2 separate regions of the Homo sapiens genome follow, and region 2 is linked to region 1. Evidence: chromatin loops called from intact Hi-C (ENCODE). Cell type or tissue: gastrocnemius medialis. All regions are shown on one strand. Each heading gives the region's core, and the rest is flanking DNA. Links, peaks and the distances in the headings are about the cores only.

Region 1 (8,399 bases), core at 202-8,201:
AAACCTAGGCATTTCATTGCTGGGGGATCCTATACAAATTTCCCACATTCTTTGTGCCTTAATTTCCTCATCCACAAATTAATAGAGATGGTATAAGATCTGCCTTAGAGGGCTGTTGTAAGAATTAAAGACCTTTCCATGCCCCGGGTGCTGAACTAAATTTTACTCTTTATTATCAGGAGGAATTGTTGCCTAAGGAAGACAAAGACCTCTGTATCAAGATGCGGAAAGAGTATACAGATAGGACTTGTCCAGACATCTTAGGGCTGAGCTCCTAAGCCATGAGTTTGGAAAAAGATGCTTTCTTTTTACAGATTCAGGGATAGGAGAGGGAACATTTGAGTCTTAATTTTGACTAAAACTTGGCTCTAAGGCTGTTGAGCCTAGATAGCTGTAGTGGAAGATGGAAAACCTATTTTTTTTTTTCCAAAGGGTTGAGTAATCTTTCAAGAAGTAGCTATTTGAAAACACTGTTCCTTTGAGTATTCTAGAAAATATTCTTTGTTCTGAGGAAATAAAATAGGCCATTTAGTTACACAAATAGAACGCAGAGCCGATTGGACAGATGTTTGCGATGCCGTTCAAGAGGGAAACATGCTTTGCTGAGAATGTCAAAGGTTGTCTATATTGAAGGCAGTTTTGCATTTAATTTCCTAGGGAAAAAGATGTATAACTATTTCAGATGGTTGCTTGTTCCTGCAGTATTTTGTATGTTTTTGCTCAGGAGTTGCTCACAGAAAATGAAGGAGCTATTTTTGGTGATTTTCCGGGCACAGAGTTACCTTAGGGTAACTGTGAGAACTAAGGTCCTTCATCTATCTGATAAGTAGACTGAACACACATTGTCCCACCCTGCATCCAACCTATTTGTACGAAGCTACACTGCCTCATGTTTCCTATACAGATGATTGAAGACATATCGTAAAGAGAAGAACTATAGTATCTTGCGGATGCTGCTCATGAATAGATGGACTAATCAAAACCCAATGTCACCTCAGTAGCAATGAGCACACCTAGTAGCCACATGTTGGTTTCTAAATACCATTCACTAAAAAGAATCAGAGTTCCTTGGAAAAATGGCTGATTGTAGGGGTGGAGCAAAATGATTCTGGAACATCTTGACATGCCAAAAAGTAACGAAGTGCTCAGAGAATGATGAGACCAATTCTAAAGGACGTAAGAGCCAGCTTTTAGAAGCTCCCACTGGCCAAATTTGGGGTAATATGAACATCAAAATAATGATAATACTTAAGAATTATAACCTATTGAATAAAGCAAGAAGGCATAGCCCATGCTGTTATTTAATAATAAAGGAAAGCTCATTTTTACAGTAGAATGACAACGAATACACGTAGAAGGCATGATGAAACTGGAATACCAGAATTTAGCAACCATTATAATATCAAGACAAACAAGAATCAAAGACCACTATAATGAGCAAACAATGGAGAAGTAACAGGATGGTATTTATATAATCTCAAAATACTTCTCAGAAAGATATTTATTAATTAAAAGAGTAAAATAATAATTTATAGTAGGGAGATTGTTCCATCATTTAGAAAAAGAATTTGTGCATGTGTAGAGACAGAGTAAAATGTTAATTAAGGAACCCAGGTGAAGATATGTGGGTATTCTTTGTACAATTCTTGCACTTTGTCTGAAGTTATGTCAAAATAAAACAAAAAAAGAGACAAATGCAAACTAAAAAAATCACAAGTGTAAAATTGTCCCTTCTTCCATTTTTCCAACCACCATCACTTCCTTTCTTCCTGAGGCCCAGACACTAAGCAAGGAGGGTGAGGAATGCGGCATTTCAACGGGGCCAAATTGAGGAGGCTTAATACGAAAGCGCCAAAAGCCAGGCAAGAAAATCACAGGTCTCCCCACACGGTGGGTGCCTGGGAAATTCTGAGGTCAGGATGCCCTGCTCCAGCGGCCTTCCTATGTTAAACCCAGCTCTTGGCTTTTTGAGGTCTGAAAAGCACCTAGGGTCTGTAACACCCTCATGCTGACTGAAAACTTTATCATCTGAGGTGACTTCCTATCCATTTATTTGCTTGATTCCTTCACCAGTCCAGTGACAGGGACTTAGCAGGACTTAACAACTCCCATTTTGCAGATGGAGAAACTGAGTTTCTGTTTATTATAACAGTGTGGGCTATGCCTTCTTGCTTTATTCAATAGGGCATCCTGCAGTAAGACTAAAACTCAGGTCTTGGCCGGGCACGGTGGCTCACGCCTGTAATCCCAGCACTTTAGGAGGCCGAGGTGGGTGGATCACCTGAGGTCAGGAGTTCGAGACCAGCCTGGACAATGTGGTGAAACCCCGTCTCTACTAAAAATACAAAAATTAGCTGGGTGTGGTGGCGCCCGCCTGTAATCCCAGCTACTGGGGAGGCTGAGGCAGGAGAAACCTGGGAGGCGGAGGTTGCAGTGAGCCAAGATCGCGCCATTGCACTCTAGCCTGGGCGACAGTGAGACCTCGTCTCAAACACAAAACAAAACAAAACAAAACAAAACAAACCAAAACAAAACAAAACAAACACCTCAGGTCTTTAGACCCGGGTTTAGTGACTTTTTCATGATAATAAAATCACAGGACGCCAGCGGAAAACAGTTCAGTTATTTCTATTCCCCAAAACTAGGCTGGACATTCTGTGTTTTTCACGGTGTGGTCCGAGACCACCAGCAGCAGCAGTAGCAGCAGCATCTGGGAATTTCTTAGAAATTTAAAAAACCGGGTTCCTCTAGACCTACTGAATCAGAAACTCTGGGAATGGGGCCCAGATACCTGCGTTTTAATACGTGTTCAGGTGACGGTGATGCACGTTGAAATTTAAATACCGCTCTGGGTAAATGTAGCATAACTCTTAATGCTTCTTATGACAATCATCTCTTTTCACATATGACTACTAGCCTCTCTCGATTAAAATATAAGTCATACAGAATTTGGCACAGAAACAAACGTAAGGAATTTTCTTAAAAGCATCATCGTTACCTTTCCTGGTAAATTTCTGTAACCTCTTCATAAACCGAGGGTTAATGGTTGATTGGGTTTCCTCTAGGGTAGGCCAAAGTATATGCTGAAGACAAGAGAGTAGAATTCCTCAAGAGTTTGGGAGGAGGGACTGATGACAATTTTTGGTGGTTGACTAAGTTTTTTAAAAAGCCACTTCTAAGGGTACATTCATTAACCAGTCAGCGAATCCACTTGTTCCAGCGAGAGGTGGGAGGTGGGGGCAGGGGTGGAGCGTGGGGAGGAGCGACACTCGCCGCTCCGGAATCCGTGCCTTCCAAGTGTCGCCGTTGCGTCCCCCGCAACCCCCGCTTTCTGATCTCCCTCGAGGCCCAACACCCAAAGGCTCACCCCTAGGCCATCCGCGCTCCCCGACCACCTCCCTCATAGGACTCCTTGGGATTCCTCAGGCCGCGTCCAGCCGAGGGGGTTCCCGGGCGCGGTGCGCACTGCCCGCCCCCTCACTGCCTCCTCCCGCGTCTCCGCCCCCGCGGGGCCGCTGGGCGCCCGGGGAGGCGAGGGTGCCGAGGCCGGAAAATGAGCGCTGCCCGAAGGGTGGCCCGGAGCTGCAGGTAACGCGGTCCAGAGCTCAGGCCGGAGCGGGCCCCGCACACCGTCCCTTCCCCGCAGCGACCCGCGGGCTGCGCCCAGGGACTGCGCCGGGCGCCCGGGCTGCAGGGACGCGGGCGCGGGGGAGGCGCGGCCAGCCCTGCCCTGGGGGACGGTCGCGCTCCCCGCTGGTCTTGCAGCCACGTCCCGGCGGCTGTTCCTGGGAGCGGCGGGAGGCGGCCTCGGTGAGCCAGGTCGGCGCGGCAGATGCCTGGGAAGATGGAGAAGTTTCTGCAGATCGCGCCTCACTCCCTGGCCATCGTCCTGGGCCCGGCAGAGGCGCCGGCGGGGGAAAGGCCAGGGGCAGCCCGGCCCGCGCCCCCGGCCCAGCCCCGCCAGCTCGCCCGGCACCACATCGGCTACGAGATCTTCGCCGACTTCAAAGCCGAGAACATGCAGCACTTCTGGAACAAGAAGGTCACGGCCGCGGTGGCCGAGACCTTCTTCCTGGGCTGGATCGACGAGCAGGTCCTGCTGATCCAGGGCAAGGAGGAACATCTGGAGGCGCTGCGCGAAGGCTGGACGCGCCGGGCCCTGCGGCCGCCCTCGGGCTTCCACATCCGCTGCCTGGGTGAGTGCGACCGCCGCGCGCCCGTCCCGTCCCTTCCCACCGGATCGCGTCCGTGCCGTGCGGTCGCGGGTGCCCCGCCCTGCCCCAGCCCGCCGCGGGCACCGCCGAGGCTCCCCTGGGTGCCCGCGTCCCTGCCGGGGGAGGAGCCGGGGGCCCTCTGCGAGCGTGGGATTGGGGAACTTCCTGGCACCGAAAGGAGGGAGCCGTCCCATTCCCGGTGCGCCGCCCCCGCCTGCCCGCGGGAGCCTCCCCGGTGGCGGGCGGTGCCTGAGGCCGGCCAGGTGGGCGCCGCGGCTCGGCGGGCGGCTCGGAGGGCGCGGCGCTCGGGGCGCGTGAGTGTCCCCCTCCCGGCACTGCTCCGCGGCTGGAGTGCGCGGGCCGGGCGGAGGTGGGCGGGGAGGATTCCGGGGCTCGGGTCGCGCGGGGCTCCCAGCTGGAGCGGCGGCTCAGGTGCGCCCGGGACGCCCTTCCCTGGGCGGCGACTGCGGGGGACGCGCCGGGAAGCTAGGGTTGAGGCTGAGTGTTGCGCGCACGCATTTCTCAACGAGGCAAGGCTGCAGAGTTCGTCTTAAATGTCTCACCTGCAGCACATCTCTCAAGTCGTTTTGTGTGTCTGAGGGAAGGAAGAGACACAAAGAGGCCGGAGGAAAAAAAATCTGATCCTCAACAAAAGAGAGCAAAACGTAAAGAGGGGCAGAGTCGCCCAGAGGTGAAGGTCGCCGCCGCGTTTCCAGTGCTGCTTTGACTTGCTGGTTTTTATTGCACTACTTCATTTCCCCTCCTTAATCCAGTTTGCATCGCCTGTAGAATATACTTTTGAGTTTTGTACTTTGGGTTTTATACTTTGAGTTTTTGTACTATTACATAGTAAATAGTAAAGCTTTAGGAAACAATTTCAAGGAAGAAAGCATTCTTTCTAGTCCCGCGGTTCAGAAATTCTTTCTTGACATTTTGGGAGGTCAAAAGTTCAAACGCTAAAAAACTGTAAAGCCGCCTTTTCTCGTTACCCGCTGTTGCTATGCCGCCTTCCTCTGAAGGATTAGCTGTTACCTGCTGATGTGACGCCATCTATGCGTGTGACGAATTTATAGCATTTTTATTTTGTTGTGTTTTGTCTATTTTGGCAGAGAAGAGATCTTTACAAAGCTTTCTTTGACTTGAGTAGACAAAAAGCTAGTAAAGCTTGCATCTTGTGTATTTTGTAACCTGCGCTGAATTTCAAAAGGTGCCTTGATTTTCTCAATTCTTTTGACTTTAGCAAGAACCTCAGTCTCTGAAATTAAGCGGCCTCCGTAAAGGGCCAAGGTGAACGCCTCTGAGACTTAACTTGCTTTTGCCCCGTAGGACTGTGACACATTAGGACGTAAGGATATACGTAGTCATTTATATGCACCGTATAGATTGCTCTACAGGCTTTTAATAATTTTCTTTGAAATTCGATTTCACACTTTTTAATGTTTTATTTTGCATAATTTCAAATATATACAAAAGTAGTATAACTCAAAAATATTATATTGAACCCCCACCGTGTACTCAACGTTCCGCTCCAAAAAGTATCAATGGCATGGCCGGTCTTACTGCATTTATACCCCCATCTACCCCCTACCCGTACTTTTTTGAAATCTCAGACATTATATCAACTTGATTTCATTTGTAAATATTTCAGTATGCTCATGTATTTTTTTTATTTCAGCAGAATTTATAAGTTCATAGGAATTGGTGATCTGTCATATTAACCAAAGAGAAATATTTTGGCAATTTTTAAAGGTTCCAAATTGCTCTAATTGGTTGACTGTTGCCCTGACCTGGGTAGGTGGCCTGGCCTGAGCTGTCTCTGCTGACTGGCAACTGATGGGGCCTGCCAGCCTCTGTAGTACTGAGCTCCTCACCTTACCTCTGCACCCTCAGAGGAAGCAGAGGGACTCCCTCTTAAAGCCCAAGCATCAGATAAAAGAGCAGGGGTGATACCTGCTGGGATCCAAGTGCTAACTTTCTTTTGAACTGCCTGGGGGGTGGGGTGGGTTAAAAATCTCCACTGGAATTCCAATTTTGCTTCAGTAATGACGGTAAAATGCTGAATTGTTTGAAAGATTTTTATCTACTATAAAAATTCTCAATATCTGCTGCAGGCTTCCTCATTTTTTTTTGTTGCCAGATCTTTTATTGGGCTTTGCAATTCCAGTCTGGAAGCTGATGAGGATTGGCTCACAACCTTTTATTCTGAGTCACAATACACGTGATGACAAGTTCAAATGCTGGCGGGGGGCCGGGGCGGTGATATGGGGGATCCTGGCTGAAACTCTGCTCTGAAAAGCGTGATGTTATAGGAATAGCCTAGAATCGATCTACTGCTAAACGTACAAAACCAGAAACCAAATGCTATCTTTGATACTTTATTATTAGTAATACATTTCTTGCAGCATCCCTTTCAATTGACCCCCATCTGTAGTACATATATCGTCAGGTCCTTTTACATTGTTTTGGGATTTTAGCTCATTATTTCATGCATATGAAACGGCCATAGAGCCAGACACATAGATGAGCTTTACAGGAGGCGCATTACATTCCCACTTGTTGAACTTGAATTAAGCTCATCAGTTACCAATAGTCCTCTGAAATAACTGGTAGCCAAAAGTTTGCTTAAGTCTTATCATTCTTGTGGGGGATACAGATTATTTATAAAAATTGGTTGTGTTTCAGATGATCTCTTAGATCCCACCATAGAGAGTGGTAATAAAAGTGTCCCATTAGATCCTGCCAGTGAAGAAAGGAGAGGAACGGTTTTGCCCTGTCTCTTGACTTGGGTTCGCCTGGGTGCATGATTTCACACAACCCAGAGCAGAGAGGCTCACAGGCGGGGCGAGACAGGCAAGCCCCGGTGCTTTTGTCTGGCTGTGCTGTGGTACAGTTGAGGCAAACCTACACTTTCACAGCAGGATTTGCCAGGAGTTAATATTTTATGCTGTAACTTGAAACACCTGTGTTGAAATCATAAGCATTTTGGTGCCTGTAATTCCAAAAGTATATGGTTCTAACCAACTGTAAAACTTCAGGTGAGGGTTGGACAACAAGGAGATAATTACTGGATTCAACAAGAAGCAGGGTGTTAAGCCACTCAAAGGAAAAGTGGTTTTGACTTGGCATCTTCCAATTCACTACTTAGAAATAACCTACTAGAATTTGCAAGTCCATTCTTAGAAATAACCTACTGTGGGCATATAGAAAAAAAGTTTGGACTTTTGATTTTCAGAACCCTTCAAAGGGTATACAGGATGCTGGTAATGTTTTAAAATTGTGCTATGTATTTTGAGTAAATCACAGTAAATTAAAGCCCATACATGTTTATTGAGTGCTTTCTAGCGCCAGCCTCTGTGTCACTCCTGCAAATAGGAAGACTGATGGGACATGCCATCTTTTGGGGTATTCTGACATAAGAAATTGAGAGTGTGCTAAATGCTTTGAGGACTCTTTGTTTTGAGTGAACGAGAAGCAGTTACTTCTGTCTTGTGAGCTGGTAGGGGAGGTTTCCCAGGTATGAGGCTTGAACTTGATCTTGTGCAGATGGAGATGGGGGTGGGGCGGGAGTTCCTGCAGAGCAGGAGAACTTTCCCTGCTGGGGAAGGAGGTGCCCGGAGCTTGAGTGAAGGCTTGGGGTTGGAGAGTTCCTGATGTGTTTGGAAACTGGCTGGGGTGATAAGACAATGGAAAGGTGGGAGAGGGCCAGATGTGAAGATCTAGAAGCCACTGGAGGCTTCTAAGCAAGGGTGGGAATGAAGTGATTTGATCTGTGTTACAATGAGAATTCCATGCCAGTGAGGGTGAAGGGTGGGACTGGGAGGGGATTAGAAAGAAATAGGAGCACTAGCTAGGCCTATTGAAACAGAGGGAGAAATGCCAAGTGCTTCTTTAGAGTGTTTGCTCTCCTTCGGTACACTTGCACAGGCCACGGTTAGTACCCGAAGAAAGACACCATTAGTCTGGTTGAGGCTGGAGGGCCTTCTAGCCTCGGCCACAAGCCCTTAGCCTTTGTGTGGAGCCATGTGCGTGCTCCCCCTCCAGACCTCAGGGAGCACAGGTGCATCTCTGTCCCCAAATGGGAAAGTGGCACTTTACACTTTCCCATTTGATCCTCACATGTTTAAATAGTTCAGACCAAATACACTTTTTTAGACTTTATATCAGAACTTGTATTTTGCATTATAA
Region 2 (8,260 bases), core at 1-8,000, 71 kb before region 1:
GGCGGAGGTTGCAGTGAGCCGAGATCGCGCCACTGCACTTCAACCTGGGCGACAGAGGGAGACCTCATCTCAAAAAAAAAAAAAAAAAACAAAAGAGGAAACAAACAAACAAAAAACCTACACCAGCCCAGCCTCTCTAGCGAGGCTCACCCGCCCGCCCGGCCCCCGCACCCGGTCTCGGCTTCTCTGGCCAGGCCGCGGGGCCGTTCGGCGCGGGGCGGGGCGTCGGGGAGTTTCCGCAGCGGTTAGACCGGCCAGGGGACCTCGGGACAATGAGCCTTTCTGTTTTAAAGCCGGAACCCAGCCGGGCCGCGCCGCGAGGAGGCTCCCCTGAGGCTGGCAGGAGAGACCTGCAGAAACTCGTGCGCGCCGAGCGAGGCGGGCGCCCTGGGGCTGGGGCACGCGGCCGGCGGGGGCCGCCAGGGAGCGGCCGTGGCGGGACCAGGACTACGGTGCGCCCCGCCGCCGCCAGCACCCGCCTTGGGAAGCCCGTCCGACGCGTACGCTGCAGGGGCCTTCAATAGGGGCTGTCGCCACCTGCACCCGCGCCGCTGCGGTTCGCAGGAAACTCCTGTGGCTTTTCGGAAGCACAATGCAGAACGCCCGGTGAGGGTTTGCAAAGCCGCCCTGGGAGATGCCGCAGTGTGAAACCTTTACGGTTGCACCTGGCCTCTCTGCTGCATCTGGCCTGTCTGCTGCACCTGGCCTCTCTGCCCCACCTGGCCTCTCTGCCCCACCTGGCCTCTCTGCTGCATCTGGCCTCTGCTGCGCCTGGCCTGTCTGCTGCATCTGGCGCCTGTTGCACCTGGCCTCTTGGCTGCAACTGGCCTCTCAGCTGCGCCTCTTTGTTGCCTCTGCAAACTCGGGTGCCCTGGAGCTTCCTACCCAGAAGTGAGTGCCGTGCACACTGCAGGTGCGAGGTGCCCCTCCTTCTGTCTGTTCTGTTTGGTTTGGCAGATGACAGCACTCTCAGTGGGGCCTGAAACCTTGACAGTCATGGCTTTCTTTGTAAGGACTCTCTTCCTTCATTAAATCGCTTGTATTTGGATTACAGAGATCTGTCATAAAGAGATTCAGTACTTAATAATAACGTGGGGAAAGGATCACCAGGTACTGTTAAGAAAAAAGCAAGGACAGAACAGTGAATACGGTAATGATCTTGTTTCGTAATACAAAACAAAACAGACACTATGCAAATACAAACCCAAAGGAAAATGATCATGCATAAAAATACTGTTTTTGGGCCGGGGGCTGTGGCCCATGCCTATAATCCCAGCACTTTGGGAGGCCAAGGCAGGAGGATCACTTGAGTCCAGGAGTTCAAGATCAGCCTCGGCAACAAAGCGTGACTTCGTCTCTACAAAAATTAAAAAGAAATTAGCCAGGCGCTGGTGTGGGCCTGTAGTCTCGGCTACTTGAAAGGCTGAGGTATGAGGATTGCTGGAGCCCAGGAGGTCAAGGCTGCATTGAGCTATGATTGTGCCACTGCACTCTAGGCTGGGCGACAGAGCTGGGCCCCATCTCTCTCTCTCTCTAGAAAGATAGTTTTTGGATTGTTGGATTGTACAGGTGATAATAATTTTCTTTATTTTACTTATCTGTTCCGAATAGTTTTCCACAGTAAACATGTTTTTTTTTCTAAGAAGAAGGGATAATAAATGTTTATTTTTTGAAAGGAACATAGATCGGCTGGGCGTGGTGGCTCACGCCTGTAATCCCAGCACTTTGGGAGGCGGAGGCGGGCAGATCACGAGATCAGAAGACCAGCCTGGCCAATGTGGTGAAACCCCGTCACTACTAAAAATAAAAAAAAATTAGCTAGGCACGGTGGCACACACCTGTTGTCCCAGTTACTCGGGAGGCTGAGGCAGGAGAATTACTTGAACCGGGAGGCGGAGGTTGCAGTGAGCCGAGATGGTGCCACTGCACTCCAGCCTGGGCAACAGAATGAGACTCCATCTCAAAAAAATAAATCAATAAAAGGAACATAGATCACAACACCAGAGGGAAGAGACCCAGCAGACGGGTCCTATGCAGAAACTTGCTCCCCAGTGATCCACAAGTCACCCAGGAGGTAAAGTATATGCAAGCCACATCAGTGTTCCAGGATGAGGGTTGCCATTAACAAGTTTGTTTCCAGCCCTGAAATCTGTTCCCATTTGAACAAATATTACTCTTAGGAATAGTATAGGGCTCCCCCACCAAGATGGTTTAAGCAAAGGTCATAGGCCCTGCCTGTCTAAAAATGTAACCCTGAAGTTCTTTTTGGGTGAAAGCATTGTTAGGTGTCTCAGACAAGGACTGTTCTATTCAACACGGAAGCACGCGTTTGCTTGTGAGCTGTTACTGCAGACTTGCCTGAGATGCATCCAGCCCAGAAGGGCAGGCACAGTGGGCAGCTTGTGTATGGAGGGAGATCAACCGGGAGAAGACACAAAGATACATTTTTGAGACTTTATTATTTCCCATCTAAAAGTCCACCCCTATTCTAGTGGCCAGAATTGACTGCAGAGAAGGCAGGGTGCCCAGGAAGGGGACTGTATGGTAAACACAGCATTATCACTGCCACAGGAGCCTGGTAGGGCTCAGCTGAAACTCCACCTCCCTCCACAGCCTTCAGGGGTCCTTCTTGTCCTATGGACTCTTCTGGCATTTCCTGTGTGGATGCCCATCTCATACCTTTACATTTTTAAATTTTATTTATTTGAGATGGAGTCTTACTCTGTCACCAGGCTGGAGTGCAGTGGCACTATCTCAGCTCACTGCAACTTCCACCTCCCAGGTTCAAACAATTTTCCTGCTTCAGCTTCCTAAGTAGCTAGGATTGCAGGCGTCCGCCACCCTGCCCAGCTAATTTTTGTATTTTTAGTAGAGGTGGGGTTTCATCATGTTGGTCAGGCTGGTCTCGAACTCCTGACCACAGGTGATCTGCCCTCCGTGGCCTCCCAAAGTGCTGGTGAGAGGTGAAGCCGGCTGGGCTTCTGGGATGGGTGGGGACTTGGAGAACTTATTTGTCTAGCTAAAGGATTGTAAACGCACCAATCAGCACTCTGTGTCTAGCTAAAGGTTTGTAAATGCACCAATCAGCACTCTGTCAAAAATGGACCAATCAGCACTCTGTAAAATGGACCAATCAGCACTCTGTAAAATGGACCAATCAGCTTGCTGTAAAATGGACCAATCAGCAGGATGTGGGTGGGGCCAAATAAGGGGATAAAAAGCAGGCCATGCGAGCCACCTGTGGCAACCCACTTGGGTTCCCTGCGATGTTGTGGAAGGGTTGTTGTTTTGCTGTTTCCAGTAAATGTTGGTGTTGCTCAGTTTTTGGGTCCACACTGTGTTTATGAGCTGTAACACGCACTGCAAAGGTCTGCAGCTTCACTCCTGAGGTCAGCGAGACCATGAACTCACCAACCTGCTGGGAGGGATGAACAACTCCGGACGCGCCACGTTTATGAACTGTAACACCACGAAGGTCTGCAGCTTCGCTCCTGAGGCCAGCACGACCATGAACCCATTAGAAGGAATGAACAACTCCAGACGCGCTGCCCTTAGGAGCCGTAACACTCACTGTGAAGGTAAGCAGTTTCACTCCTTAAGTCAGGGAGACCACGAACCCACCAGAAGGAAGAAACTCCAGACACACCGAAGGGGTGGCCTGTCCCTCCACACCTGTGGATATTTCTAGTTGGGTGGGACGAGAGAGTGAGAAAAGAAATGACACAAAGTATAGAGGAAACAACAGTGGGCCCAGAGCACCAGCACCAGCACTGGTCTCTGAGTTCCCTCAGTTTCTATTGATTACTATCTTCATTATTTCAGTAAAAAGGAATGTAGTAGGAGGGCAGGGTGATAATGAGAAGGTCAGCAACAAACGTGAGCAATAGAATCTGTGTCATAATTAAGTTCGAGGGAAGGTACTATGACTGGACGTGCACGTAAGCCAGATTTATGTTTCTCTCCACCCAAACATCTCAGTGGAGTAAAGAATAACAAGGCAGCACTGCTGCAAGCATGTCTCGCCTCCCACCATAGGGCGGTTTTTCTCTGATCTCAGAATTGAACAAATGTACTATCGGGTTTTATACCGAGACATTCAGTTCCCAGGGGCAGGCAGGAGACCTGGGCAGTTCCAGAGGCAGGCAGGATAGTGGCCGCCTTCTATCTCAACTGCAAGAGGCTTTCCTTTTACTAATCCACCTCAGCACAGACCCTTTTCAGGTGTCGGGCTGGGGGACGGTCAGGTCTTTCTCATCCCATGAGGCCATATTTCAGACTATCACAAGGGGAGAAACCTTGGACAATACCCTGCTTTCAAGGGCAGAGGTCCCTGCGGCTTTCCTCAGTGCATTGTGCCCCTGGTTTATTGAGACTAGAGAATGGCGATGACTTTTACCAAGTATACTGCTTGTAAACATTTTGTTAACAAGGGATGTCCTGCACAGCCCTAGATCCCTTAAACCTTGATTTCATACAACACATGTTTTTGTGAGCTCCAGGTTGGGTCAAAGTGGCTGGGGCAAAGTGGTTGGGGCAAAGCTACAAATTAACATCTCAGCAAAGCAATTGTTTAAAGTACAGGTCTTTTTCAAAATGGAGTCTCTTATGTCTTTCCTTTCTATATAGACACAGTAACAGTCTGATCTTTCCTTTCCCTACAACACACCATCTTTAAGAACTATAACACTCACCACAAGGGCCCATGGCTTCATTCTTGAAGTCAGCGAGACCAAGAACCCACCAATTCTGGACACACTGGGATTACGGGCATGAGTCACTGCACCCAGCTCATCTTGCACCTTTTTAAAGGCTGCATTCTGTCTCTCAACTAGCTCTTTGTCCTGTATCTCTTTTCTCTCTAGTGCCCAAAGCAGGGCTCAGATGGGGTTGGACGCAGCCATCAATGGCCAGGGGATGACTTAGTTGCTCGAAAGTGCAATCTGGGCTGTCTTGTTACTAAAAACAGTTCTGTGAAATGCTACAGTCAACAGCCACTTGCTGGTTTAACTCAGTGATTGAACTGGATACAGTGACTAGAGAGAATCCAAATAGTATGGAGGCCCAAGGTCAGCTGCCTTGTTGAGTCAGTCAGCAGAGAGAAAGCTCTCCACCAGAGTACGCAGAAGTGTAGCGGGCTATCTTCAGGGAACTATGTCCTGGATAGCTACAGGATACGGTTTTAGGTGTTCTGTCAATGATCATATTATTTAGTGCAGTTAAATAAGGATTTATTCACTGATCAAGCAGAATTTTTAAAAATATATACTTCCCGAATGCTAAAAATGGAATTAAAAGCAGCCAATTCTTGTAGAATTGCTGACTTCCCTTTCTCTATTTGTGAGAGAGATATGGAGTGATCCCGACCTTAACAGAATTTTTTTTTCTTTGAGATGGAGTCTCACTCCATCACCCAGGCTGGAAGGCAGTGGCGCGATCTCGGCTCACTGCAACCTCTGCCTCCTGGGTTCAAGCGATTCTCCCACCTCGACCTCCCCAGTAGCTAGGATTACAGGTGCCCACCGCCACACCTAGTTGTTTTGTATTTTCAGTAGAGAATGGGGTCTCGCCATGTTGGCCAGGCTGGTCTCAAACTTCTGACCTCAAGTGATCTGGTTGCATCAGCCTCCCAAAGTGCTGGGATTATAGGCGTGAGCCATTGTGCCTGGCTAATTTTTTTGTATCTTTAGTAGAGACGTTTTCACCATGTTGGCCAGGCTGGTCTGGAATTCTTGACCTCAAGTGATCCACCTGCCTCGGCCTCTCAAAAGTGCTGGGATTACGGGCATGAGCCACCGCGCCCGGCCTAGACCCCGGACCTTAACAGCAGCTGTTAAGGACACAGCCCCCGTTTGGCCAACGCTAAGCATTTTGCCAAATAGTAGCTTGTTCTGCCTTCTGTGCAACTCTCCGCTGGATTCTGTTCAGTCGAAGGGGATGGCAGGAGTGAACGCCTCCGAACTGTGTGTGTAAGGAGAGGGAGGGGCTGGCAGACATCTTGTGATTGACAGCAACCCAGTGTCAGTCCATCCGTCATTCATTGGTCTCTGACCCCAGCACAAATCCCACCGAGGCTGTTGGAACCTCGGTAGAGGAAGTTGGGGTCTCGCACCAGAAACAAACGTTCCTTACTTACAGAGGGGCAGCTTTCCCTGGAAGTTGACCGGGTCCGGCATCTGCTCACATACGCCTTTCCACTGCCTGGGAAGACAGAGTGGCAAACTGGCTGGGCATTTGTAACCATGTCATCTGGAATCCTGTTTGCATGTGGATGGAGACTTTTCTTACTGTACTCTGAACTGTTCATTCATTCTTTGACTTAACAGATATTTGTTTGTTTTTGAGGCAGAGTCTGGCTCTGTTGCCAGGCTGGACTGCAGTGGCACAATCTCTGCTCACTGTAACCTCTGCCTCCCAAATTCAAGTAATTCTCCTGCCTCAGCCTCCTGATTAGCTGGGGCTGCAGGTGCACGCTGCCACACCTGGTTTTTTTTTTGTTTTTGTTTTTGTTTTTGTTTGTATTTTAGTAGTGACAGGGTTTCTTGAACTCCTAAGCTCAGGCAATCCGCCCGCCGCGGCCTCCCAAAGTGCTTGGATTACAGGTGTGAGCCACTGCCCCAGCCACTTAACAGATGTTTATTGAACACTAAAAATGTGTCAGGTGCTCTCTTAAGCCAGTTCAAGTACATTGGTGAACAAAATACACCAAGACTCCCCTCCTCATGGGTATTTTAGGATGGATAATAAACCACAAATATAATAGATAAACATTAGAAAGTATTTTAGAAGGTGATACATGCTATGAAAAAAGAAATAACAGCAGGGTGCCAAGCATGGTAGTTCACACCTGTAATCCTAGCACTTTGGAAGGCTGAGGTGGGTAGACTGATAGAGCCTAGGCGTTGAAGACCAGCCTGGGCAACATAGCAAGACACCATTTGTACAAAAAAATGCAAAAATTAGAGGTGGGTGTGGTGGCACATGCCTGTACTCCCAGCTACTCGGGAGACTCAGATGGGAGGATCACTGCTGCCTGGGTGGATGAGGCTGTAACAAGCCATGATTGCGCCACTGGATTCCAGCCCGTGTGACAGAGTGAGACCCTGTTTTTCCCCACCCAACCCCCGGCAAAAAAGAAGGAGAGCAGGGTGAGTGGGGGTTACATTGTTAAATAGGAGGTCAGAGCAGGACTCGCCAAAAAAGTAGCGTTTAAGCAAAAACTTGAAGAGGACATTAGCTTTGAGGTGGTTGGAGAAAGCAGGCTTTAGGCACAGAGAAGAGTTAGTTTCAATGTCCCGAAGGAGGGGCATGCCCAACGGGAATTTCCAGAGCAGTGTGGGGAGCAGAGTGAGCAAGGCGATGAGATCACAGAGGTGTCGGATCTTGCCAGACCTTCCAGGCCATTCATTGCACAGACTTGGCTTTTTCTCTGAATAGGGAACCACTGGGAGGTTAGAGCAAAGGAGTGACGAGCTCTGACTTAGCTTTCACAGGATCACTCTGGCTGCTGTGTTGATCCTGGACTGTCAGGGTACAAAGGTAGAGGAGACATTGCGGTGATCCCAGGGCCCTGGAGAGAGGAGTGGCAGTGGAACTGATGAGAGGTGCTCAGATGCTGGAGAGAACTAGAGTGACTTGCCCAAGGTCACACAGCTAGTCAGCAGGAGAGCCAGGTAAGAGCCCAATTCTCCCAAATTACAATGTCATGCTTAATCCACTACCCTTCTCTTCAGTCTTTCGGCACCTCGTGGCCATGCTGAGATGCAGGTTTCACATGTGATTTTTGGTTGTCTTGGAGGCATCAATGCATTTGAGTATATGTCTAGGTATCTCATTCCAGCACCATTCTTTTGAAAATGTTTTGGGGCTAGAAGGTAGTATATCAGACATCCACTCTTTGCTACACACACTGATACCTGGATATGATTTCTAGATATTTTTGCAAAAATTCTTGTATACACCCTTTTTCTCTGTCGAAGGCACATCTAGTGATACCAATATGACACTGAAGGCACCCGAGGTGGATTCCTGGCAAGCTTCTACTGTGCATAAGATGAAGATCTGCTCTTGTCTGATGGCTACTCCAGGAAGAAGCAGATGAGCTACGGCTGGAATTATAGCCATGATGCTTTTCTCTAATCTAGAAGGTTCCTGAGGATGTCAGTGACTGATCTGTGGCTTGGCATGTTCACTGAGTCGGTTCTGTCCACATTTCCAGTCTAATGTAGCCAGGAGGGGTTCTCATAGCAGACACTCTGAGGTG

The links. A loop is a pair of places that touch in the nucleus more often than their neighbours do. Peaks named below come from ENCODE experiments on the same cell type or tissue, not always from the same donor. Only the 100,000 strongest peaks of a DNase experiment are listed, where the experiment ranks them.
Region 2: a loop joins it to region 1, with 4 times the contacts of the local background. A loop is called at or near these places in 11 of 110 quality-filtered maps.

Annotation. Positions count from the first base shown.
Region 1 is chr4:183,793,860-183,802,258 of GRCh38, forward strand. It overlaps a transcript of STOX2 not described here. Among named protein-coding and RNA genes, the nearest start is that of STOX2, 110 kb to the right of the region's middle. RefSeq lists an enhancer at 5,858-6,419. In gastrocnemius medialis, for the core only: no CTCF peak of the experiment used is centred there; no DNase peak of the experiment used is centred there; H3K4me3 peaks cover 1,267 bases; H3K27ac peaks cover 1,169 bases; H3K27me3 peaks cover 3,144 bases.
Region 2 is chr4:183,722,622-183,730,881 of GRCh38, forward strand. It overlaps LOC105377581 (a long non-coding RNA gene), which reads left to right and starts at 3,243. Exons shown (of 3, transcript XR_939545.4): 1 at 3,243-3,578; 2 at 7,482-7,670. RefSeq lists a silencer at 81-610 and enhancers at 562-1,323, 721-770. In gastrocnemius medialis, for the core only: no CTCF peak of the experiment used is centred there; a DNase peak (open chromatin) is centred at 272; H3K4me3 peaks cover 978 bases.